Linked DNA regions of Homo sapiens: regions 2 and 3 are each linked to region 1. Evidence: chromatin contacts called from ENCODE Hi-C or POLR2A ChIA-PET data. All regions are on one chromosome and are shown on one strand. Each heading gives the region's core, a stretch centred on a gene start or an enhancer-like site at or near the end of the contact. The rest is flanking DNA. Distances are from core to core; before and after follow the strand shown.

Region 1 (4,404 bases), core at 1,099-3,598:
TTCATGGGATTTAGTAGATCATCAAGCTATCATTTGAAATCAAGTGGGAATCCAGTAACTGTTGAAAGGGGCTCCAGGCCAGCAGTATGGTCTTCCGTGTTAAGACTAAGACTCCTAACCGTGGTTCATGTTCTTAACATCACCCTAACAGTTGGGATTTTTTTTTTTTTTTTTTTCAGTTGGAGTTTCACTCTGTTACCTAGTCTGGAGTACAGTGGCACAATCTTGACTCACCACAACCTCCACCTCCTGGGTTCAAGAGATTCTCCTGCCTCAGCCTCCCGAGTAGCTGGGACCACAGGCACGTGCCACCATGCCCAGCTAATTTTTGTATTTTTAGTAGAGACGGGGTTTCACTATGTTGACCAGGCTGGTCTTGGGCTCCTGACCTCGTGATCCGCCCACCTCGGCCTCCCAAAGGGGATCATTTTAAATATAGAGTGTGTAGGAGTCAATTTGGAAGGGAAATTCGATCTGGAAAACCTTTTATTTTGTATTTCCTAGTAGGTGTTGAGGGGAGGGGTGTGTTACAAAGAGCAGTGACTATATGGAAGAAGGGATGCATGAGTTAACAAATTATTGACTTTAAAAGAGGTATTTCTTACAAAAATCATCTAATTTGCATTCAACAAATATTAAAAATCCATTATGTGCTTAAGATGAGTTGCTAATATGGCAAAGGTTAAGGACATATAAATTAGAAAAGAGAACCTAGAGGACGTCGATTCTGGTTATTTACTCTGGCTAATTGTTCTAGAATAATTATCTTCATTATCCTAATGTGAAACACCAAGTAGGACTCTATGTGTTATGTTATGAAGAAAGATGTTTTGCTAACGAGATCCACACATATCTTTGATGTTCAAAGTGGGAATATAGTGTAGCAAGAAGAAAATTGTTGAAAATATTTCCAATTGTATATGTTATGCATATCATCTAAACATAAACATGATGCATTGAAAAAAATACTGTTGGCAAAGCAATTTAGAAATTCCAGAAAATAAGCCAGGCATGGTAGTGTGTGCCTGTAATCCCAGCACTTTGGGAGGCTGAGGCAGGCGGATCCCTTGAAGTCAGGAGTTCCAGACTAGCCTGGCCAACATGGTGAAACCCTGTCTCTACTGAAAATATAAAAATTAGCCAGGCGTGGTGGCATGCACCTGTAGTCCCAGCTACTCAGGCTGAGGCAGGAGAATTGCTTGAATCTGGGAGGTGGAGGTTGCAGTGAGCTGAGATCGCACCACTCCACTCCAGCCTGGGCGGCAGAGTAAGTGAGACTCCATCTCCAAAAAAAAAAAAAGAAAGAAAGAAATTCCAGAAAATACCTTTTCATTCAACTCTGAAATCAAAGAGTACACCATTGCTTTGTGTACTGTTTTTGACTTTTTTCTCTTTTCAGTTTTCAGCATATGCCAAGTACTGCCAAAGAGGTTCTTGCATTTGAAGGCAGGTCAGTTATCAGTGCGAAAATACTTACTGTGAGTCGATAGGGAATTTTTCCACCTGCCATTATCGGAAGTTATATTTGATGATACGTTCACTGAATCTGGGAAACCTTCACAGAATCCCCATTGTCTTAGCAGAAAGGATATCAATCATGAGTTATGCAATCTCTTGTGTAAAATTCACCCCTAAAGAGATGTATTAGATCTAGATTTTTGGCAGTAAACAGTTGGCTTTAATAGTCGTGACAGAAATCGAAATTTCCCTGTTTCCTGTTATTCTTTGAACTGGCATGTCAGCTTCTGTTTTAGGCTTTGTTGATAAGAAATATTTAAATCAAAGGAAGACTTTGAAGAAAAGGCAGTAACCTTGCTGCCATACCTGTAAACACAGGAGGCTTATTTAACATGATGCTTGAGAGCGTAGGTTTGGGGCAGCTTTTCCACCTGTCAGAGCTCAGTGGCCTTGGATAAGTTGCTTTCGTCTGTGAGGTTCAGGTTCCTCAACTGTAAAGAGATAAAAACCACATGTTCCGGTTTGCTTAGAACAGCCCTGGTTTACAGCTGTTATTCTGTGTAATTATTAATTGCACCCCCTTTCACTCTCAGAGGTGTTCTGGTTTCGATAAAATTACATAGTTACCCTAACCTACCTTGGAGAGTTGGTGTGAGGTTGAAGTAAATTAATGTTTGTGAAACCCTTAGCACAGTGCCTGGCACAGACTAGATGCTCAGATGATGATGATAAGTATTGTTAAGCTGATTGGTATTTCAAACCACGCTTCAAAGAAAATGATTCAATAGACAATGTCTGTTTTTATAAAAATTTGGCCACTCTCCCAATCATCTCGTCTTTTGTTCCACCCACATAGAATTTCCTGCCCAAGGCAATAAATTTGAGAGGTTTCAGCAGCTACTGACGAATTTCTGATTGTCATGGCTTTACAGGTTATCTAGGTGTGGCACTACCAGTGTTTATGCTATTGCTAGCTTGTTCATCGGGGTACACGTTAGGATATAGAACTTTTTCACAAATTAGATCTTATTTTCCACAAACAGCCCCATGAAACAGATTATTTTAATAGCTATTACTATTATTTTAATCTGGAAATGGAGACTCAGAAATATGAAATGGCTTTCTCAAGATCACATAGCTCGAAAGCACCAGGAAGCATGCGAAGGCGGGGCTCCTTGCAGGGAGCATGTGAAGGCGGGGCTCCTTGCAGGGAGCATGTGAAGGCGGGGCTCCTTGCAGGGAGCATGTGAAGGCGGGGCTCCTTGCAGCTCATTTCTTTTCATCGCACCATGCTGGTTAAGCAAAAGGGCAAGATTACTCAGTTACCTCAATTCCTCCTCATTATGCCCAATTTTGTCATCTCTTATTCCTCTTTGACTTGTCTGGTATGCTTCACTCAATTTTTTTTTCCCCCAAAAAAGTTTTTAAGTGCTACTTGGTCTCAGTATATGGATCCCATTCTTGGCCTAGGGCAGCTTACAGTCGAGAAGTGATTACTCCATGTCCAATCATGTGTTACTGGGTCTCTGTGAGTAATTTCAGGAAACTGTAGAAACACAAATGAGTCAATGCTCACTGCTCTGCAGTTATGGCACCTTCTTATTCCATGCCATTGCAGACAAAAATGAGAAAATTGGGGTCTGTCATTCCCACGCCTTTTTGCCTGCAAACCAGTGAGAATGTCTCCAATGACCCATTCCAGTTTCTCTTGCTGTTTCCATCCCACTACTCTATAATCAGGGTCTGTTTATACCTGCCTTCTCTTCTAGATTAATGGACAGCATCCCTATCTTGTTGATCTCTGTGTTTCCAGTATGATGCCAAGCACTTGGCACATGGAAAGGCTCAGGCGCCAGGGACTGTGCTCAGTGCTGTATGTGAATATATTCAGTATTTATTGCAACCATGCAAAGTAGCTTTGATTATGCCCATATCATGGATGAGAAAACTGTATCTTGGAGAGATTAGATCACTTGCCTAAGATCACATAGTTTTTAAATACTGAAACAAGATCTTTCTTTATTAAAACGCCTTTTATTGAAGTATAACTTACATAAAATAATCTATACATATTTAAAGTATACAACTTAATAAATTTTGACATATGTATACACACAGGAGACCATTACCATAATCAAGAGAGTGAACACATCTATCACCCCTAAAAGCAAAACCAGGATTTAAACCTAGACTTACGACTCTAGAGCTCATGTTTTTCCCCCAGTAATGACTGTATGGGGAGTAGAGCCTTTGCCACAGTCCTTTCCTCCTAACCATTCTCATTCTCTTATGGGGAGTTTTGCATTGTTGAGATAATACAAAGAGCATCTTTTACAACCCAATTGTCCATCAATAAAAAATGTGAATAAATTAGTACTGGAGTGGAATGTATACCCCAGTGAAATGAATGAATTACAGTTTCACACAACTACATGGATGTGTCTTAGAAAGATAATAGTAAGAAAAACACAAAGAGAATAATACTATTTTTGTAAAAGTCAAAGCAAGTTTATGCACGCACGCACACACACACACGCACACATATAACAAGGAGTAATTAGGAACACAAAATTCAGGCTAGTGGTCACCTCTGGGGAAGTAGGGAGATGGGATGGGGCATGGAGGGAGATGCAGGTTTTTAGTAATATTTTAGGTCATGGGTTGAGTAGTGAGTTCTTGAATATTCATTATGTTATATGATTTTAATACATAATTTGTTATTCTAAAATATGATTACAAACAACTTACTGTATCAGTTTAAACATATATGTTCTAATTAAGTATTTTCTTTCATTTGAGGAAAGGATCGCTTAATATGGGATAGTTAAGATCCAAAATATTTTAATTCACTGTGTGATAAGAAAGTTTAGAGCTCTTAGGGCCTGGTGCAGTGGCTCAAGCCTGTAATTCCAGCACTTTGGCAGCTGAGGCAGGAGGATGGCTTGA
Region 2 (4,355 bases), core at 145-2,644, 710 kb before region 1:
AGGTGGGAGTATCACTTGAATTGGAAGACGAAGGTTGTAGTGAGTAGAGATTGTGCCACTGCACACCAGCCTGAGTGGCACAGTGAGACTCCCTTTAAAAAAAAAAAAAAAAAAAAAGAATGGAGAACTGCAAAATGTCCCAGAGCACCAGGTAACATCGGTGCTTCTCCACCTCTGCACTACAGACATTTGGGCTGGATCTCTGTTGTGGGAGCCATCCTGTAAGATGTCTAGCAGCTAGCAGCAACCTCACTGTCCATCCCGTAGAGGCCAGCCCCACTCAATGTCTCCAGGCACTGCCAGGTATCCCCTAGGGGGTAAAATCACCCCGAGTTAAGAATTCACTGGATGCAATAAACCTGAAAAGTCCCAGCCAAAATGAGCAGTGAGCCAGGCACTGTCTCCTCACGGAGAACAGCTCCAGCGGGAATGATGGAGGGCAGGTCAGAGGTAGACAGTGAGGTGAAAAGGCAGAAACAGGGAGACTCCAGGAAACTCTTTCCAGAGGGTAACTGTAGGGCAGGGAAAGAGCATGGGCAGGGTACAGAAGACAGCAGAGGCTGAGCCTTAACACCATGTTCATGAGCTCAGGGAATACAGGCCAAAACCTCACGACAGCTTAAAGACATATGAGAGGGAACAAACCATGTGACTCCTCTACTCAACAACCTTCCCAACCTTATCCCTGCACACTGAACCACAGACACAACATTCCACCAAATCAATCAGCAGAGGGTGGTGGCAATGTGGACCCATAAAGCCTATACAAATATTAGTTCTGTCATATGTTACAATTATCCCCTTCAGGTGTGGGATTCCAGGGCCTTGGCAAAATGGCCCTAAACCAATTTGTCTACCTCTATGTATTAATATTTGATCACCGTGGTTTCCCCTTAATCTTCATTTGTCCAAATCCCATTCAGCCACTGACAGCAATTCACAGTTCAGACTCTGCAACCAGACTGCCTGAGTTGGAATCCAGGCAGGACCATTTATGAGCTGCATGCTCTTGGACAACTTACTTAACTTCTCTTTGTGTCAGTTTCCTCTGTATAAAATGCAGAAAACAACAGAATGTACCTTAAATGGTTCAGAAGAATGAAATGAAAAAAACTATACACATGAAATGCTGAGAAAGCACCTGGCATCTAGTAAACTTCCTCCCCACTCCTACTGCTTCAAGGCCCACCTCTCTACATACCAATTTTACCAGGATTGCCCCCCTATCCTGACTCCAACCCTTCTCCTCCCCTCCCTGATGGTCTGGCCCCAATCTTACTTGAGTCCCTCATCATGGGGACTCTTCATAATCCCCACCAGCTGACGACTCAGGAGAGGAAGCCTCTTACTCATCTTAGTGTTTCCGGCACCACTGGGCCCAGGCTTTGTAAAACTCCAGTGCTGAAAAAAGTCGCATTAAAGATACTGGCTCACCAAACCCACACATGACAAGAGGAGCAGAAGTGAAAAAGAGAGCTGTAATCCTAGACAGTCAGACCTGGATGTACTGAAGCACAACAAAAAGAAGTAGAAGAGTGGTTTGAAACTGAGTAAATTCACCAGTCACCTGGGCTGTGACCTTTAGAGGCCTTTAAAATGTTAATTGGTCAATTATTAAGTGTAGTTGTTTTTATCTTGATCCTTCAGATGAAGAGCCTTGAAGTAAACGTCCCTGAAATGTAACCACAATAACCAAATTTTACTAACCCAAGACCAATAAAATCAAATTAGGTCAAAGGAAGATCTAACTAACATTTGCATTCACAATATTCCAACTGTAAATGTTGAGACTGACTTGATATTTCTTTGAAAAGTATTTTCACACTAAAGAAAGGTGGATTAAGAGAGGAAAAATTCTGTGTCTTTTCAAAAAGCAGCAAATATTTCATTTAACCAATACTGAGCACTTCCTACATGCCAGGTCTTGAGCTAAGAGCTCTAATGGTCTAACAGAAGTGCACACATGGAACACAGACAAGGTACCACAGCTGTGCCCCATCCCTGTCCCTTTAACAGTGTTTGTCATGTTCACAGCCATGCTCCACTGTTTCCTAACCAGAAAACCTCTTCCTTGTATGAAGAGCCCCCACTCCAACTTGCCAGCCCTGCTTGTTTATAGTCAGCCACTTTGATGTGGCCTTGTGGGTAGGCTTCAAAAACAAATACAAAGCCAAGAGCATGTTAAATACACCCAGTAATACACACAACAGACACTTCACCCTATGACACACCAGCAGGGTGAGGCTCCCAGGGAGACAGGCAAAATGGGGTAACAGGGTGGACCTCGGGAATAGTCAGAGGATGTCTGACAATGCTTTTGCTGAAGTGTGTTGGCCTCTAAACTCGGACATTATTTCCTTCAAGGCTCGGTTCAAACATACTTTCCTCCCTCATTAGCACCACCCCTGTCCCCGACACACACACACCACACACACACATTGTCCAAACTGGAAAAGCAGCAGGGAATAACAGAAGAGAGGTGTCTGATGCCAGGTCTGCTCCTGATTAGTTGTTTGACATTGAGCAGTTTTGTTTCCTCATCTGTAAAGTGGGGATAAAATGCTTGCCCTATTCAGCTCATGTACATGAAAACACTTTATAAATAGTAAAGTTTCATAAAAATGTTTGCTTATATGCTACCATAATTTTATACCGCTGTATTTCACTCCCCAGATAAATGCAAACTGCTCCAATGTTTTCTACTTTTTCCAATGTTTTGAACATGCCATACAGGTGTTTAGAAAATAAGTAAGTATGGCCAGGCACAGTGGCTCACGCCTGTAATTCCAGCACTTGGGAGGCTGAGGCCAGAGAATCACTTGCGGCCAGGAGTTAGAGAACAGCCTGGACAACATAGTGAGACTCCGTCTCCATGAAAATTTTAAAAAATTAGTTGGGCTCAGTGGCATGTGCCTATAGTCCCAGCTACTCAGGAGGCTGAGGTGGAAGGATCAAGTGAGTCGAGGAAATTGAGGCTGCAGTGAGCCTCGGCAATGAGTGAAACCTTGTCTCCAAACTAAAAACAGAACAGCAGTCCCACAAAGGCATAAATGGAATATAGATTGATCTGACACAATTAAATCTTCAACAGGAGAGATGGGAGAAGGGTATCATACACTTGTGCCACCAACTTCCCTTGGCGCATTAATCTAAACTGTGATAATCTAACAAGCAAAACAGAAAAATGCTCCTTTACACAGAGTTGGCATTGTTTAAAAAAGTATATAAACCTTCCAAGGCCTGTATTTTAGGTTCATCATCAAGTAGTCAGTACCCAGCTTCTATTTCTTCTGCTCAAGTTAAAATAAACAGGGTTCATGTGATTCTGGGCAAAAATCTCAGTTTCAAGTCTGGATAACAGGGTAGCTAGGCTGCAGTCACCTGGGCCAAGCCTATCCTGTCTCCCCAGCTTTCTTACCCTGCATCCTGCCCTCACTTGAGAACTCTGTGCTCCTTACCTATTGAAAGAGGAGGATCACACTGAATGCCCAATGAGCCCAAATCTCCTGACAACCTCATTCACTGAGGAGCCCCATAAACCGGACATTGCTATTTTCAGCTTTTAAACTATGAGTTAAATATTTTTATCCCCCTTAAAACAGCTGCACCATAAGCAGGTGGGGAGTTGGGTGGAATGAAGGTAAGGAGGGTCTTCTTAAGTCATATGAGGCTTTCCAGGCAAAATCTAAAATAGGGATGACTTAGTCACATTCATCCTTGTAAACCCACTACTGCATAAATAAGTGTTTAATAAATCTTCTGATGAAGGAAAGAATGACCCAACCAGACTCAGTCCTCTGGTTGTGACCACAGTAATAGAGAGAGGGTGAACCCATGGGGAGAACCAGCCCAGCTGCTGGGGAGGCAGCTGCAGAGCTCCAGCCAGGTCTCCTAGATTCAGTCCAGGCCTTCTCTGTCGGGACAGAGCCTGGCCCTCACCCTCACTTCCTCAAACTAACATCATTCCTGCTACCCTCCTTGTGGCACCCAGGTACCATTTTTTTTTTAAAGGAGGAAAAAAAGACATTTATGTGTAAGTCCCGGTTCCATGGGATACTAGCTGTGTAAAAGTGAACTGGTTATTACAAATGTAAGGTTTCAAAACTGTTTTATTAGATCGCTGATTATTCCTCTTATGTGGGAACAAATCCCCTTGTTTGCAGAGAGCATGGTCCTCTTAGGGTATGAATTTCTGACCAGTGTCCTCCATCTCCAGCTTCCCGACTCCAGACTGTGGGAGATGACACAGAGCCAGCCTGCCTGGATGTGACTCAGCTCTGCAACTTATTAAAGACCTTTGGCAAATCACCTAACTTCCCTGTGCCTCTGTTTCCTTACCTGTAAAATCCTGTAAA
Region 3 (4,674 bases), core at 2,019-4,518, 840 kb before region 1:
CACAGATAAATTCTTGGGAGTCACAGTTTTGCATGTTTGTATTATTTTCAATTATACTTGAAAATGCATATGCCTGTTTTGGATCTGGGTAGCCACTGTGTAAGTGTCATTTTGATACCTCCACTATCATGTGTGTATCTATTCAAGTTAGGGCCAATTAGCACTACTTTAATAATTGCAGGACAATGAGAAAGAATAGGGCTTTCATCTATTCAGGCTGCTATAACAAAATAACATAAACTGAGTGACTAATAAACAATGGAATTTTTTTTTTTTTGAGACAGAGTCTTGCTCTGTCGCCCAGGCTGGAGTGCAGTGGCACAATCTCGGCTCACTGCAACCTCTGTCTCCTGGGTTCAAATGATTCTCCTGCCCCAGCCTCCCCAGTAGCTGGGATTACAAGCATGCGCCACCACATCCAGCTAATTTCTGTATTTTAGTAGAGATGGAGTTTCACCATGATGGCCAGGCTGATCTTGAACTCCTGACCTCAAGTGATCCACCTGCCTTGGCCTCCCAACGTGCTGGTATTACAGCCGTGAGCCAGCGTGCCGGGCCAACAATGGAAATTTATTTCTCATAGTTCTGTAGGCTGGAAAGTCTAAGATCAAGGTGCAGGCAAATTCTGTGTCTGGTGACTTCCTCGTACAAAGCCTTCTTCTCACTGCACCCTCACATGGCAGAGGGGTAAGGGGTTTCTTTCAGACCTTTTTTATGAGAACACTAATCCCATTCATAAAAGCTCTACCCTCATAATCTAATCACTTCCCAAAGGCCCCACCTCCTCATACCATCACCTGGGGGTTTATGATTTCAACACATGAATTTTGGGGGGACACAAACATTCAGACCATAGCAAGCAGTAAATGATGCAGCCGTATCAAATGAGAGCCCCATGAAATCATAGCAGGCCATATGAATAAAAACTATGTAATAATTTGAATGAATCAAGTGTTGAGGAAATTCCCAAACCACATTGTAGAAGAGTACCAGAAACTCAAAAAACCCAGCAGTCAATAGAGTATTCATGTTGCAAGCAGCAATTTAAGTTCAGCAAAACAATATCTGTCACATAAAAGTAGTGTTATTAATTTGAGTCGCATTTATTGATTTTGTAGGCTTTAAAATGTATACATTTTAAAATTTATGTAACTACTGTAAGCATAAGGAATTTATCCTATTTTCATTTTAGTACATGTAGGTTCAAATAATAATATAATCCTTCAAATAATTTCCACATTATTTAAATTATTCTGTTAAGTGAGTCTATACATTATTTAAATTTGAAAAGCACTGACTTGTTTATATTTACTAAGAGATGTGATCGGGTCAGTTTGCTACAATCCAGGATGGAATGCCACCCAATTTGTGGCACTCACCAAGTATTCATTAATTTAGAAGAAAGTGCTTTTCTCTTTCATCAATTTTAATTCACTAACTTAATTATCAAATAATATAGTGAACAGCTTCATTGTCTTCAACACTGGAATTTCTTTATCCTGACTTCTGCTTGTTGGGTGCACTCATCTATATATAACTTATGCCTCCCCTAAACTCAGAGAATAAGTAGGACAAAACTGGGGGTGGGATGTTTTCATTTCCTTTTGTTGCCATAACATCTTATCACAAATTTAGCAGCTTAAAAATAACATAAGTTTGCTATTTTATATTTCTGGAGGTCGGAAATCCAAAACGAATTTCTTTGATCTAAGATCAATGTCGCAGGATTGCATCCCTCTGGAGGCTCTAGAGTATAATCTGTTTCCTTGCCTTTCCCAGCTTCTAGAAGCTTCCTGACCTATGCTGAGGTCATCAAATCTCCTTTTCTGCCTCCAATCCTACTGCCTTCCTCCCTCATTTATAAAGACCCTTATGAGGCTGAGTGCAATGGCTCACGCTTATAATCCCAGCACTTTGGGAGGCCGAGGTGGGCGGATCATGAGGTCAGGAGTTCGAGACCAGCCTAGCCAACACAGCGAAACCCCGTCTCTACTAAAAATACAAAAATTAGCTGGATGTGGTGGCAGGCGCCTGTAATCCCAGCTACTTGGGAGGCTGAGGGAGGAGAATCGCTTGAACCCGGGAGGTTGCAGTGAGCTGAGATTGCACCACTGCACTCCAGCCTGAGTGACAGAGCGAGACTCTGTCTCAATAAATAAATAAATAAATACCCTTATGATTACATTGAACCCACCCAGTAGTTCAAGATAACCTCCCTACCTCAGGATCCTTCCTCACATCTGCAAAGTCTCTTTTGTCATGTAAAGAAACATATTCACAGGTTCCAGGGAGTAGGACGTGGAGATCTTTTGGGTGGCATTATTCTGCCTCCCACAAGGGATGCCACTATGCCTAGCCTGTCCCCAGAGCAGAAACCGATGGAGGAATCTGCTTTGGAAGTATGGGAACACAAGCTCCAGAAAGAAAAATAAAAGGCAAATGGATGTAAATTAATAGACAGGCATTTTATGGTGAATCAGAAGGAATTTCTTTTTCTGAGGAGGATCAAGGAGCATGTTGAGGATTTACAAAATGTGGGAAAGCCACCAACTAAGGAAGAAAAAGCAGACTGCTTCCCTGAGGGTTTGTTTGAGATGGGAAGAGTTACCTGGGAAAGACTGTGCTCCAAGGTCACACCAATTACCACGTGCATGAAGATTATACTCAGTTCAGCTCCAAAATCACCATCTACATGTTTATTTCAAACTTTGCAAACAAACCAAACAATGACATCAGAATTAAAATGGTTCCACCACCTCCCTGTTCTTATGCCATTGTTTTTCTTTTTCCATGATTCCTGTAAGAAACCTGACACTAATTAAGCTAGTGCAAGAAGAAGAAGAAAAAGAAGATGAATCTTCCACCACACTGGAGATAACCCAAGAAGTAAGAAAAACTGATCTCTACCCAAAAAGGACAACAATGGTGAAAGACTGCATTTGCAACGGGGGTAATATACTCAGAGTTTAAATTTCCGAAAGGACAAACAAAACATGGAGAGTCTAATGAGATCTTCCAGCTGCTTCTCTCTGCTAAGGTATTTCCCCTGGCAACAGCTAGGGAAGCTTGGGTGTATTTTCCCCTTGCTGTGTCATATGATGTTCCTTTCCCTACCCCCACCTCCTCCAGACTGCTGCCTCCATCAGTGCCTGTGGCGTGTGTGTGTGTGTGTGTGTGTGCGCGCGCGTGCGTGCACGTGTGTATGTGTGTGTGTGTGTATTGGGTTTCTCTCTCCCTTGTAAGAACACAGCCAGCCCGCCCTCTCCTGCTGTTGCTGCAGCTCTGACTTGCTTTTTCCTGCCTCCTTCCTCTCCTCTCTCTTCTTGCTTAGCTTCTTGCCTTCTGGTAAGTATGACAAACACTCCCCCAAGCCCTGTGAGAAGGTATAGGGTGCGGTTTGTGGTGTTCGAAACTTGCAACTTTGAGATTGCCAGTGAACTGTTGGAGAACTTTTCATTGTTGTATTTATAAATAAAATGTGTTGCTTAGGGAGGGATGTGTCTGTGATAGTCATCTGGAATAGCCAACACAAGTGAAAAGTTCTCTCCCTGGGGAGGGGAAAATAAGGCAATAAAGTTTATATAAGATAAAAGTTAGAAATAATTTCTTTGCCACATAATATAAAATGGATGATTGAAAAGTAACAAAGTTCTCTGACTTTGTTTTTTTCCCTCTTGTTAACTTGTCTTGAGGCTACTTTTGGGAATTGAATTGTCCTGGGCTTTATAATGACTGTTCTGTTTTAAAGTAAATGTGGAACAGGAGTTTAAAGAATAGCCATGGAATTAAGAATTTAAAAAATCAATGATTGTGGCATCTCATGAAGAATAAATCAAATACAAACAGCCACTTGCATTTAGACTAACCGAAGTAAAACTCCTATGGACAGCTTATCTTAAATTAATTATTTTGAAGTTCATTTTACTTGAGATTTTATTTCATCCTAAGATAGTCTCCCCGACTTTAAAACCCATGTATGGATTTAAGCCACTAAATGTTTACTGTTTTCAATTTGACTGAAAAACGATTCTCTTGATTTTCAAGGATGAAGTGCTAAACGGCATGACTCATTTTAGAATAGCTTAAAATAACTTCTGGCTGGACAGCAGGTGCCGTGTGTCTTTCTCCGTGTTCAGGGGAGGCCTAAGTTATATATAGATGAGTGCAATCAACAAGTGAGGTCAGGAAAAGAAATCCCAGTGATGAAAATAATGAAACTGCTGCATTATTTGATAATCAAGTTGGTGAATTCAAACCAGTGAAAGAAAAAAAGTACTTCCTCTAAGTTATGAGTGTTTGGTGAGCATCACAAGTCAGTGGCAACATCTGTGTGTTGAATTTTCTGTTCTTGTTGGTGTCTGAGCATTCAATTGACATCTACTGCCCTGAGAACAGGAAAAGGAAGCTGTGCAGTTGTAGAACAGTATGCTTTTGTTTTCACTTTCATGTTACCACAACAGCAAAACCTGTGAATTATGAGGATCTTGCCACATTTTTATGCTGCTATTTAGCAGCATCACTGTTAAATATTATTTACAAATAAAATGCACCATAACTTAAAGGCCTAAACCAAATCTATTGCAACTCTAGAAGTGGTAATAGTCAGAAACCCTGGAATCTCTGACTCAGTACCATCTCTCACCCTTTCCTAAGGGCCCTTATTATTGCTGAATT

Evidence for each region. Hi-C counts contacts between places; a loop is a spot of excess contacts on that map. ChIA-PET counts read pairs that join two places held with the same protein, here RNA polymerase II (POLR2A). Pooled maps may share reads with other maps.
Region 2: a loop to region 1 is called in a map with no recorded cell type, with 14 times the contacts of the local background. The contact joins two enhancer-like sites. A Hi-C loop is called at or near these places in 8 of 37 single-sample maps with no recorded cell type and 6 of 50 pooled maps.
Region 3: a loop to region 1 is called in a map with no recorded cell type, with 15 times the contacts of the local background. The contact joins the promoter of TXLNB here to the enhancer-like site in region 1. A Hi-C loop is called at or near these places in 4 of 37 single-sample maps with no recorded cell type and 5 of 50 pooled maps. POLR2A ChIA-PET finds 5 or more read pairs at or near these places in 1 of 52 experiments (WTC11).

What each region holds. Positions count from the first base shown.
Region 1 is chr6:138,453,780-138,458,183 of GRCh38, reverse strand. All of the region lies in intron 3 of NHSL1 (NHS like 1), which reads left to right. Among named protein-coding and RNA genes, the nearest start is that of MIR3145, 21 kb to the right of the region's middle. Within about 2 kb of position 2,348, at least 11 of the 41 ENCODE cell types and tissues checked have a DNase peak (open chromatin) inside an H3K27ac peak, as active enhancers do.
Region 2 is chr6:139,159,115-139,163,469 of GRCh38, reverse strand. All of the region lies in intron 1 of HECA (hdc homolog, cell cycle regulator), which reads right to left. It also overlaps a transcript of TXLNB not described here. Among named protein-coding and RNA genes, the nearest start is that of HECA, 26 kb to the right of the region's middle. Within about 2 kb of position 1,394, at least 8 of the 41 ENCODE cell types and tissues checked have a DNase peak (open chromatin) inside an H3K27ac peak, as active enhancers do.
Region 3 is chr6:139,290,592-139,295,265 of GRCh38, reverse strand. TXLNB (taxilin beta) reads left to right here and starts at 3,268. Exons shown (of 10, transcript NM_153235.4): 1 at 3,268-3,345. The region is part of intron 4 of LOC102723690 (a long non-coding RNA gene); the gene reads right to left. RefSeq lists enhancers at 4,044-4,293, 4,494-4,553 and a silencer at 4,140-4,434.